2 separate regions of the Mus musculus genome follow, and region 2 is linked to region 1. Evidence: chromatin loops called from intact Hi-C (ENCODE). Cell type or tissue: left cerebral cortex. All regions are shown on one strand. Each heading gives the region's core, and the rest is flanking DNA. Links, peaks and the distances in the headings are about the cores only. Region 1 holds the start of Plppr4 (phospholipid phosphatase related 4). Region 2 has its middle 45 kb from the start of Frrs1.

Region 1 (5,308 bases), core at 1-5,000:
ACACGGCACAGGTGATGTTTGAACCAGGTCAATCTATCTTTAAGGTTCATTGTGTTCCCAATCAATCAAATGTTGCTAGACATTGCAGTTGACAGAACTGTATCTAGGTTTATTTTATCCCTCTCTGGTCCATGTGAAATTTTACCAGTTAAGTTCCTTTGTGTAATGGAAAAAAGAAAGCATCTTCAATAAATGATGCCGGTCTAACTGGCAGTCAGTATGTAGAAAAATGAAAAATGACTCATATTTGTCATCTTGCACAAAGTTCAAGTCCATATGGATCAAAGACCTCAACATAAAACCAGGTACACTGAATCTAATAGAAAAGAAAGTGGGAAAGAACCTCAAACTCATGGGCATGGGGGTGGGGTGGGGATTTCCTAAACAGAACTTCAATGGCTCAGGCTCTAAGATCAAGAATTTATAAATGGTACTGAATGAAACTGAAAAGCTTCTGTAAGGCAAAGGACATAGTCAATAGGACAAATCGTCAACCTACAGATTGGGAAACCATATTCTGATAGAGGGCTAATATCCAAAATATATAAAGAACTCAAGAAGCAAAGAACAATCTAAAATGGCCCACACCTTAAAGAAAGACAAGACCTGAAGACTTTTCTCCCCTGAATACTGGCCGTCTCACTGTCTTTATGTTACTTCAGTTATACTCTCTATGCTGATATGTGATGGAAGGAGATTTACTTGAATTTTGTCAATCTATCTTAATCCCCGAGTCATGGGGAACTATGTCCCAAAGTCAAGGGACATTCCTCTAGTGCTTTTAAATTGACATGTTAATTCAAGTTCTGTTTATTCATCTTGCAAAAGAGACTCATCCTGCAGATTCCTCCCACTAGCTTCAAAATGAGTCATTTCTAAGGAGCTGGGTAGTGCTTGCTGCCAACTCCTAAATAGCTGGAAGAATGATGCCTTCTTCCCTCTTCTACAATCTCTTTAGAGGTTCATCGTGCATTCAAGTTTCAGGGAGACAATTTGCCATCCAATTTTGGAGGTCTCTATTAGAAGTCTATTACCACCCCCAAATACAGTGTTATAGATACTCATTTTAATCTCACGAGGCAGGCACAGTGGCCCATGCCTCTCATCCCAGCATGTGCAAAGTACAGTCAGGAGGGTCAGGGATTTAAGGCCAGTCTTGCTACTAGTTAAGTTGAAGCCAGCTTGGGCTCCCTTGGCATCCTATTTCAAAACACAACCAAAAATCAAAATAAGAAAATGCAAACAAAATCTTATAATAAACTCAATGATTTATTTCAAGTCATCTTTCTGTAACTTCTCTGGCTTAATGAATTCATAGAAGGTGTCAGAGTGGGTCAATGTGAAAATAATGATTTCCATTCCTGGAAAATGTATAACATTTGTAAGATTTTTTTTCTCCTAGAGACACAATTCCAATGAATTATAAAACATCTTTACTTTTAAGATCCTAAGTTAAAGGGTATGTAGTCCATGAAAAGTTTCTCAAGAGTCAGTAGCATTCTTTAAGAGAATGATTGAATTTTTTGGTTTGTAGCCTCATTCATTGAGATTACAAACATATACAGCTGTGTTCTGGTGTAGTCAGCTTCCAGCTGACCTCGGATGAGTATCTCTTAGGGACAGACCCCCAAAATCATTAATTTCTCTCCAATAAACATAAAAGATTTAGATATGATTAAAAGTGCTTTAGCAAAAAAAAAAAAAAAAAAAAAAAAGAAAAAAAAGAAAAAAAAAAAACACTACTAAATGGATCAGCAGTGCTACAAGTGGTTTAGCCACTGATGTAGAAGCAGGCAGCTCAGAGTCCCATTCCTTGATTCTGTTCACTGAGCCTTCTGGGCACACATAGCCATAGCCTCAAGATTCCTTGTAAAAAAGGATAATAGATGAAACAATGATTTTAAGCAAACAGGGTCTCTCTCTCTCTTCCCCTCCCCCCCACATCTGCTTCTTTTCTATAGGTCTGAGATGAAGGGAAAGGTTGACAGGTCATTTCTCTGAAACTTATGCAGGTCATATACACCTCTCTTAAAACTTAAATCTTTCAAAAAATATATGGCACATAAAAGAAACTCTGAGATATACAGCAATATCAAAGGAGAGCCTTGACAGAAGATGTCTTCTCCAAGTTTCAACATAGTAGCTCTTCCCCAATCCAGATCAACCTCTCAGTCACCAAACACAGAGTCTGCTGTCTGTGCTTGGAAGTGAGCACCTCCATGTTTGGCTAAAAAGACAAGGAAGGAAGGCTATGTATAATGCAGCAACCGTTTCAGAATTCCCTATTCAACCTGAGATGTAATTACACAAACCACAGTTTTACCCTTGGAACTGTTAGATCTTCTTCCTAAATGTATCCTTGCTTCACCTGTAATTTAAGAAACCCCTTGCTTAAAAATGTCTTCCAAATGCAATGAATCACAGTACATGGAATCCTGTACCTGTCAATCTTTACACCCCTCCCATAAACTGTTCCTCCCTCAAATGCTGCATTAGGTAAGCCAGAGGTTCATTATGAGTGCAACTCCATATTAATTGCTTAACCGAAATATTGCTCAGGTCAGAATAAAAGCACAGATACACACACACACACACACACACACACACACACACACACACACACAAAGTGAACTCAGATGATGTCATACATTTGAAATATATATTCACTCGTTTATGCATATATCTACACTGAGCTATATATATATGTACATGGATATATGTATGTGTCTGTGCACACACCCACACACACCATGGCTAAAGGCCAGTCGATTGTTGACTGACATCTAGAAATGACCCAATTTTAGAAGCAGATGAAGTACCATAGCAACTGTAGTAGGAGACGGGTTTAGGGGGGTTAATAGAAGCCACCGATAATCCTAATACCACATAAACATTTCTGGTCCTACAGTCTAGGCAAAACTGTATGCTTTTGAATTCCCACCAAAAGCTCACAGAGTTCTAGAAATAGTCAGCAAATTGAAAAACACAAATTTCAAAATACAGGCATCATGGCCCCTCTGGGGCACTGATATATGCTGTGCACAACTGGCGCTACAGGGCCAAAAACTAGACCAGTACTCTCACAGGTATCCCTTCCTGGAAGGCCACCCAGCAAGCCGCCCCTAGTGATAACCAGGCGGTGCTGGCAGGTGTCCACAGGCAGACTCAGGGGAGCTCTGGAGAAAAACCTGTGGGAGGAAAGGGAAAGGGTCGAGCATTTAGGAAAGGCAGTGGCTCAAGCCCTTGGTGCTCCGGTGTGGTCACCAATCCCGCCCAGGACCCGAATTAGCTCCGGAGCTGTCCGGAAAGATCTGCATTATGCCAGGGCGCTGGGCCAACTCACCTCAACGAAATAAAAACAGGGCAGGAGGGTGACGCTGTCCTTGATCACTTTGCCCTTTGGCCTCTCCTTCGCCGACATCCCGGCCGCCTGCCGGGCTCCAAGTCCTCCCCCGGGCGAGGTGTGCACCGTGCGGCCACCGAGGCGAGCTGCCTGCTCCAGCCGCAAGCGCCCGGCGCCGCTGATGTCACATTCCCCGCGGGCACCGCTGGAACCAGCGCGCTGCATGCAGCGCCCCCGCCTTTTCCCCGCCCCTCTTTGCAGTAACCCCGCGGATCCCCGAGCCCGAGCCCGCAGGTCTTCTTCAGCCTGGCTTTAGTCCGTGTTTTGCGGGCAAGGGATAGCAGCTCCCTCTCCAAGCTGTTGCTGAGATGGCTTCCCCTCCCTGCCACTCTCCCTGGGCTCTCTCTCCACCGCCCAAGCCGTGAGGCTCCTCTGCTGGCTGGTTGAGCTTGACGTCAAAAATAGGGAAGAGTGGGGGGAAGCACTCCTGGTTTCTGTAGAAGCAAGGCTGAGGAGCCAAGTCACCTGGTCTCACAAGGTCCCCTACCTGGGGTTCCTCTTGCCTTCCTAGAAAACAGAAGCCTGTTTTCTAATGGTAGCACCGTTATCCGCCCTATCCATAGCAAAAGAGACCTCCTACCTGTGCAAAATTAAAACTCGGACTTCATAAGGACAAGTAGGCCACAGAAGGAATTCACTGGGAGCTGGCTGCTACCCAAGCGTGACAGCCCTGCCTGCTGATCTCTAGGGAGGTAACTCCCAGGGAAGCACCTAGAAAAAGCTCCAATCAGCTGGGGAACAGAGTGAAAATTTCCTGCATCTGAAGAGAAAGGGTAAATGGGGCATCATCGCTGGCCCCAAAGCTCAGGAAATATTCTAACCACATTCTTATTCCCTAGTGCACTGTGGGAATCACAGCCGTAACTATGGAAGCATGACTCCAAACACTGGAGTCTAAGCCCAAGCCCTGGTTGTCAGGGTCCGTGGTTGCTCTCACATTTATGATTCTTTTCGCAAACCATCAGTGTCAAGTGCTACAGCAGAAGCACTCAAGGGACACAAAGCAACACATGGGGATATCACCCACTTCTGTCCCTATCTGTTCTAGGTCATTTCTTGCTCTTCCAAAGTTTCCCTGTCAATCACACGACTTTGAATCCCCAGCCTACTTTTCAGCTGGCTTTTTCCATTGCTGCTCCAGTGGGGTTTTGGCAAGCTAGATGCCATATTCATAACATTCACATTTTACTACCCATGCGGCATCTTGCCTCTACTCCTTCTGCCAAGATTAGGTTTCAGAGTCCTGCAGTGCAATTGCTCATGTACCATACTATTCAGTGAAACTCTACCCCAGGTAAATAAGATGTTTATCTGAACAGCTAAATACAGTAGAATAAAACCACAACACGTGACCTTGGGACCATGGCTTAAGTCCCCCCACCTTCCAAACCTAGTGTGTCCTTCTTAGCTGGTCTTGGTTCCATACATATCTTCTCCTAACTTCTCAAAAGCCACACAACCATCTAGCTTTATCTTACTCAGAGAATAGAAGCTATAGAAAAAGACTATATTATCCCATATTATTATTCAAAACAGAGTACTCACCCTCCCTCCCCCCCCCCCCCCACCGCGGGTCACTACCATGTCTTGTTTTGATTGGCAGGAAAAAAAAAAGAGTCCTTACAAATTTTAAGCCATGCCTTACCCCTCACACAGTAGCCCAAAGGTACTTCTGAAAAGCAATTACTGATTTCATTTCTCTGGTTAACCCTTCTAGAAGCTTCCCACTATGTGTAACCCTCACCCCCACCCCCACCTCTTTATTTTACCTGGAATCCTGATGGACATTCTACCTGATGAACTGCACTAGTTTTTCTGATTCTGATGGTGAGGGGACCCAAAACCTTTGTACTTACTATGTCTCTCTGTTGATGAACGCAGTTCTATCAACATTGCACAGTTAAT
Region 2 (5,380 bases), core at 98-5,097, 450 kb before region 1:
ATGCGCACACACACACAGACACACAGACACACACACACACAGACACACACACACACACACACACACACCAAACAAGTAAAACCTACAAGAAAAAAAACTAAACACGTTTTCCGACCAGCAGTTAGGAGATTTTCTCCTTTGTGTTCAGTATTTCTGTCTAAAGGTAGCTGTTGATTTATTCAGTGGGCATTTCCTTAACATGTAGTTATATTACGGATACTATATTTCCTTTAGCAGTTAAATGCAGGTAGGTGCCCCTGATTAGAGATCTCATTTATTTTTCCTTTGTGGAGCTGAAACGACATCTTATGTCCTGTTTCAGCCGTGAGATCAGTCCTTATAGGAGCTAGAACAAAGCTGCGAATCTCTCAGTTGCTAAACCTCACCCTTGTGAACGGATCCAGCAAGTGTTCTTGTCTCTTGAAGATACACTAACATGGATGGGTTCCTTTGGAAGACATCCCTGGTGCTCTAGTGACAGCACAGGCCGTGTGTTTCCTCCTACTCCGTATTTTCTATCTCTGCTGTGAGGACTTACAGCCAGTGGGTGGCGCTGTAATACCGGAGGACTCATTTGTTCTGTTGCCACTAAGTGTTTTTATTATGGGACTATTTCCTTACATCATATGCTCTGAATTCTCTCTCTCTCTCTCTCTCTCTCTCTCTCTCTCTCTCTCCCTCCCTCCCTCCCTCCCTCTCCCTCTCCCTCTCCCTCTCCCTCTCCCTCTCCCTCTCTCTCTCTCTCTCTCTCTCTCTCTCTCTCTCTCTGTAATAGGTGCTAGAAACTTAATGACTGGTGTTAATACTTTCTGACTTAACTTTTATTTGTTTTCTTTGATTATTTATAATGACTGTTTGATATTTTCTTTTGTATCCTTCTGACCCTGCTGCAAATGAAGATAATTTTCTTAGGCAAAGGAAACAAGCAAAATAATTGGTAGAATATATTTTATTTTTCAGATACTTTTTCAGCTGATGATATCATTTCTGCTTGGCCCCAGAACCCCATCTTCATCTCTGAGTAATGACCCCAGCTCCATGCTTTTATTTCTAACCAATAAAGTGAAAACGTTCTGATTTTCTCTACATAGATTTTAGCTAAAAATAGCACAGGGTTCAGGTAGGAATTTCCTGTGCTCATGGTCAATGAATGGCACATTACGGTTTATACTATCCCTTGAGAATGAATTTATTTCAAAAGAAAAAGGTCTGGAGATGTGGCTCAGTGGCACCGTGCTTGAGCAGAGTGTGTGAAGCCATGCCTCCATCCTCACACTGGAGAAATGACACAGCAACAATTTAAATCTATATGAAAAAAATTTCTTTCAGTTTTCCATTGTAAGCCACTAAAGGCTAAAACATATGTCTTAACCAGTCCTGTTCAATAACAGACAAGGAAAAGTTCTTTTCAGGAAAGGGTTTCCACCTTTTTTGTTAAGGTTTGCTTAGGTACAGTTTGCAGATAGGTGAACTTGCTGGACTTCTGATGCCAAGGGCAATATAATGCATTTTTCAAAAGAAAAATTTTTTTTATTAGTCCTTTAAGATGGAGGTGTACCCTCTCAGAGGTGAAGGGGAGATGGGATGAGAGGAGGAACCCTGTGAGGAGAGGCTTGGGGGGGGGGAGCAGCATTTGGGATGTAAATACATAAATTAAATTGAAGAAAAAGGATTTTACATAACGGACAGCTGGGTGTGGATCCCAGATCTTGGGAGGCAGAGGCAGGAGGATCTCTGTGTGTTCAAGGCCAATCTGGTCTATAAGAGAGTTTCAGGACAGCCAGGGCTGTTACACACAGAAGCCCTGTCTTGGAAAAAGACAACCATAAAGAGAAAAAAGAGTTTCATATAATGTATTTTGATCATATTCACCTCAGTTCCACCCACACCTCCCCTAACTTCCCTAATTCCAAACTGTATGCCATATTATCATTATTTTTTAAAAACAATTTATGCTGTCTACACTCTCTGGGTTTCCGGCTGTCCTCCAAGGAGCAAGGTCAATTTTTTCCAAGCCACACCCTCCCAAAGAAAATGGACTCACTCCCATGAGAAGCCATCAACTGTCCTTAGGTCCTCAGGTAGGGGTGGGGTTAGAGACCCCTTCCCACTCCACGCTAGAATGTGGATTAGCTTGGCCTTGCCCAGGCGTTACGCAGGCAGCCACAGTGGCTGTGAGCTCACAGTGAAGAGATCCTGCCAGCTCCCGAAACAGTTTCCACCCTGTGCCTTTCTTTCCAGCCTCTGGCGCTCTTACAGGCTCTGCGTCTCCTCTGACGCGGTCCCCGGGCTTTGGGAAAGGGTGTGATATAGATGCCGGACTCGTGACTCATCACTGCACAGATGCTTTGACCGGCTGTGAGTTCCTGCACAGCATCTTTTTTACGGAGTGGTATTTGCTCGGGTTTACTCCTCCATCAAAGTGTGCAAGGAAACCCGTGCCACTTAATCTTAGCATGCCCGTTTCCCTTAGGAACGAACACGTCACGGCTCGTCTGCTCCGTGTGTTTCTCATTTTTGTAATAAACAACCTAGGTTTTTTTTTTTTTTTGAAAAAAGTATTCATATACTTTTTTAAAAACAGCAATTGTTAAACTAAATGATTTTTTTCTGTGTCTAGGCATATTGTCAAAAACAGTGAAATCATGTTCTCTTAAAGAAGGGATACTCTGCAGAATAGAGATTAATATATTTTTCACAGGATAAAAGAAATAGTCTGGAAAATCATGGTTAAGTTAGCATGCAGAAACTGAGTCTGTTTTGGTTTTGTTAGCTTCTGGTCTGCGGAGGTCAAGCCAGGGCACAGATGGCCTATACCTTTATTGACTACGTGAATCACACTCTTGTTAGTACTACTCAATTTGTGTGAGGATCTGGGGCTGTAGGTTAGATGATAACTCATCCTTCCCGGATCCGGCACCAGCCCAGGAGGCTGTGGGAAGGACAGCGCAGCAGATGCCAACTGGGAAGCCGTGGGGGCCGTGTGGCTCTTGGCTCTAACTCTGTTTATCTATGTATTCTACTGAAGCAGGGGGAAATGGGGAACAAAGGGCCTTGTTCAAGATAATCCATTATTAATGCAACTGGAGAAACGGTTCTTTTATGTTCTTTATGAACTGGATCAGCCTTCTCAAAGCTCCCATGTCCTTCCTTCCTTGTCTAACCCCGGCCATACTCATTCCTAGGCCCACAGCGTTGTGGGTGCTAACCTTTCCATTCTCATCCTAGCCAGAACCAGATTCATGCTTTCTTTCCTTTCATCTTCCTGGTTCCTCCTTGTCCTGTTCCCGGCACTGATCCATCTTTGTAAGTGGGTGATGGGAAGGGAGGCAGATACTACTGTAAGTTAGAAAGGCCCAGGAGCTGGGAGGCCCGAGTAGCCACAGTTACTTCTGAATTCCATGTTTGTGGCAATGGCATCTGTCTCCTAAGAGTCCTCTTTGTCATCTTCAACAATCTATCCCACTAAACTTCTGAGTGAAATGATACCAGCCAAAGGTGCTCGCTTTGTACATGTTGCTGGTAAGGTCTTTGCCACTTGATGACGATGTTAAACTATAACAGTTTTGCATGTGAAATGTGTATTTTTTTATTATTATAAGAATATATGATGCTTATCTTAAATATTGTGCTAGATGAAATTGTCCAGACACACAGGACAGTTCTTATATGATTCTCATGTGTGGGATCCAGCAGGATCAACTGTGTGGAGAATTCAGGTCATTGAGTGGAGCCTGGGTAGCTAGGGGGTGGGAGTTGTTTCTTAACGAGAGTAAAGTTTGTGTCGGGGAAGTGACGATCGTACAGCGTTCTGAACGTATTCAACGAACAGTTCTGCACGGAGAGATGATTGACATGGGAATAAACCAATAAAAGCTGAGCAAAACGTTCCTTGTAGCACTGTTCCTATCAAGTGATGGGTGGTGCAGCCCACATGTCTGTTGACAGAGGAATGCCACGTGGAGTGTGTGTGCAGTGGGACATTGCTCAGCCATACAAAGCAACGAGGCACTGATAGCCGCTGTGGATGTAGAATGAACCTTCCAAATACTATGCGAAGTGAAAGAAGCCAGCGATGGAGGTTGTCTGCTCTACGGACCCATGTGTATGGAGTGTTCTGAACAGTGGAATCAGTAGGAACTGAGAGGGTACTGAGGCTTCTTAGGGGCTGGGTGGAGCCAGGGAGTGGGAGGTGACTTCTTAGTGGGTGTGCATTTTTATTTCAACCTGACAAAAATTGAGTCTTGGAACTTGGTAGATGCACAAGATGAGTGACAAGGATGGTCCATTTTAAGATGGTTTTGTCTTTCCATAGGACAGTGTATTCACATAAAAAAAAAAAGTAACTACACCACGTTCTGCTTCCCTGTGTAACATTTTCGATTTTCATCCAGGCCCTGAATGATTTGTTCTGAATGATCAGAGTAGATCTCCTGAAACCATGCATTCTAAGTACACGATGTTCACTGACATTACTTTTTGAACATGGAGTATTTTGATGCTCTGAGTAAGCCCCTGCCGAGCCCCACAAAAAGACAGGCAATTGGGGTAAACACTGGAACTGTTCGTTTCTAGAGTGGGCAGATGCCAGAAGGTTCTGGAAAGGAATCTACACTCAGAGGAGGAAAAAAAAAATCTCTGTTTTGGACCCAGGGCCCTGTTTTGCTTCTATCATGACAAGACAGTGGCAACCGGCACACTGCTGAGTGTCGGGACCCAGCAGAGGTTTTCTTGGTTTAGAAACCTGGAGGACTCAGGGCTTAGAAAGCAGCAGCACCAAGTATAGGCTGAGAAGATCATTTGGAGAAATGTCTGGCGTGCGGGACCCTAATTCCTGCCTGCTTGTGTCTTTGGTTGAGTCCTGATGTGAAAGGAGTTGGTAACTTTATACGTGGTGGTCAGTGACTGAACACTTCTTCCTAGGATGCAGTACAGGAAAAAGAGCATCTGGTCTTTGTACTGTGTAGTCAAGGCTGAAGCAAGAGCCCACGGATGCTGCGACCAGCTATGTAGACAGACCTAAGAGTTCCACTGACCAACTGTCTTATTAGGGTTTTCCTGCTGTGAACAGACACCATGACCAAGGCAACTTGTTTTTTTTTTTTTTTTTTTTTTGTCCATAATATTTTAATACTTCTCCACTTTTAAGTATTGGTATTAATTTTGTGATTGTAACATGGAAGATCCATCTTTTATGTTAAAAAAACATCATCAGGATCATAAAGCTATGATAGTTACACTCTACACACTCCCAAGGTGCTTTAAAATGATTATGTTTTGAGTCTGTAGACGAACGACGATCCAAATACATCACCTGTACAGGCTGCACTACATACTGGTCACGTGGCTGATCGGACAAACAACTGAGACGTTTAAAGAT

The links. A loop is a pair of places that touch in the nucleus more often than their neighbours do. Peaks named below come from ENCODE experiments on the same cell type or tissue, not always from the same donor. Only the 100,000 strongest peaks of a DNase experiment are listed, where the experiment ranks them.
Region 2: a loop joins it to region 1, with 13 times the contacts of the local background. A loop is called at or near these places in 2 of 42 quality-filtered maps.

The regions. Positions count from the first base shown.
Region 1 is chr3:117,356,681-117,361,988 of GRCm38, forward strand. Plppr4 (phospholipid phosphatase related 4) reads right to left here and starts at 4,196. Exons shown (of 7, transcript NM_177664.5): 1 at 3,344-4,196. The coding sequence starts at 3,568. In left cerebral cortex, for the core only: no CTCF peak of the experiment used is centred there; DNase peaks (open chromatin) are centred at 888, 2,267, 2,446, 2,726 and 3 more places; H3K4me3 peaks cover 3,649 bases; H3K27ac peaks cover 3,393 bases.
Region 2 is chr3:116,903,825-116,909,204 of GRCm38, forward strand. It overlaps a transcript of Frrs1 not described here. Among named protein-coding and RNA genes, the nearest start is that of Frrs1, 45 kb to the left of the region's middle. In left cerebral cortex, for the core only: a CTCF peak has its summit at 523 (motif pointing right); DNase peaks (open chromatin) are centred at 531, 2,316, 2,931 and 3,447; H3K4me3 peaks cover 701 bases; H3K27ac peaks cover 2,026 bases.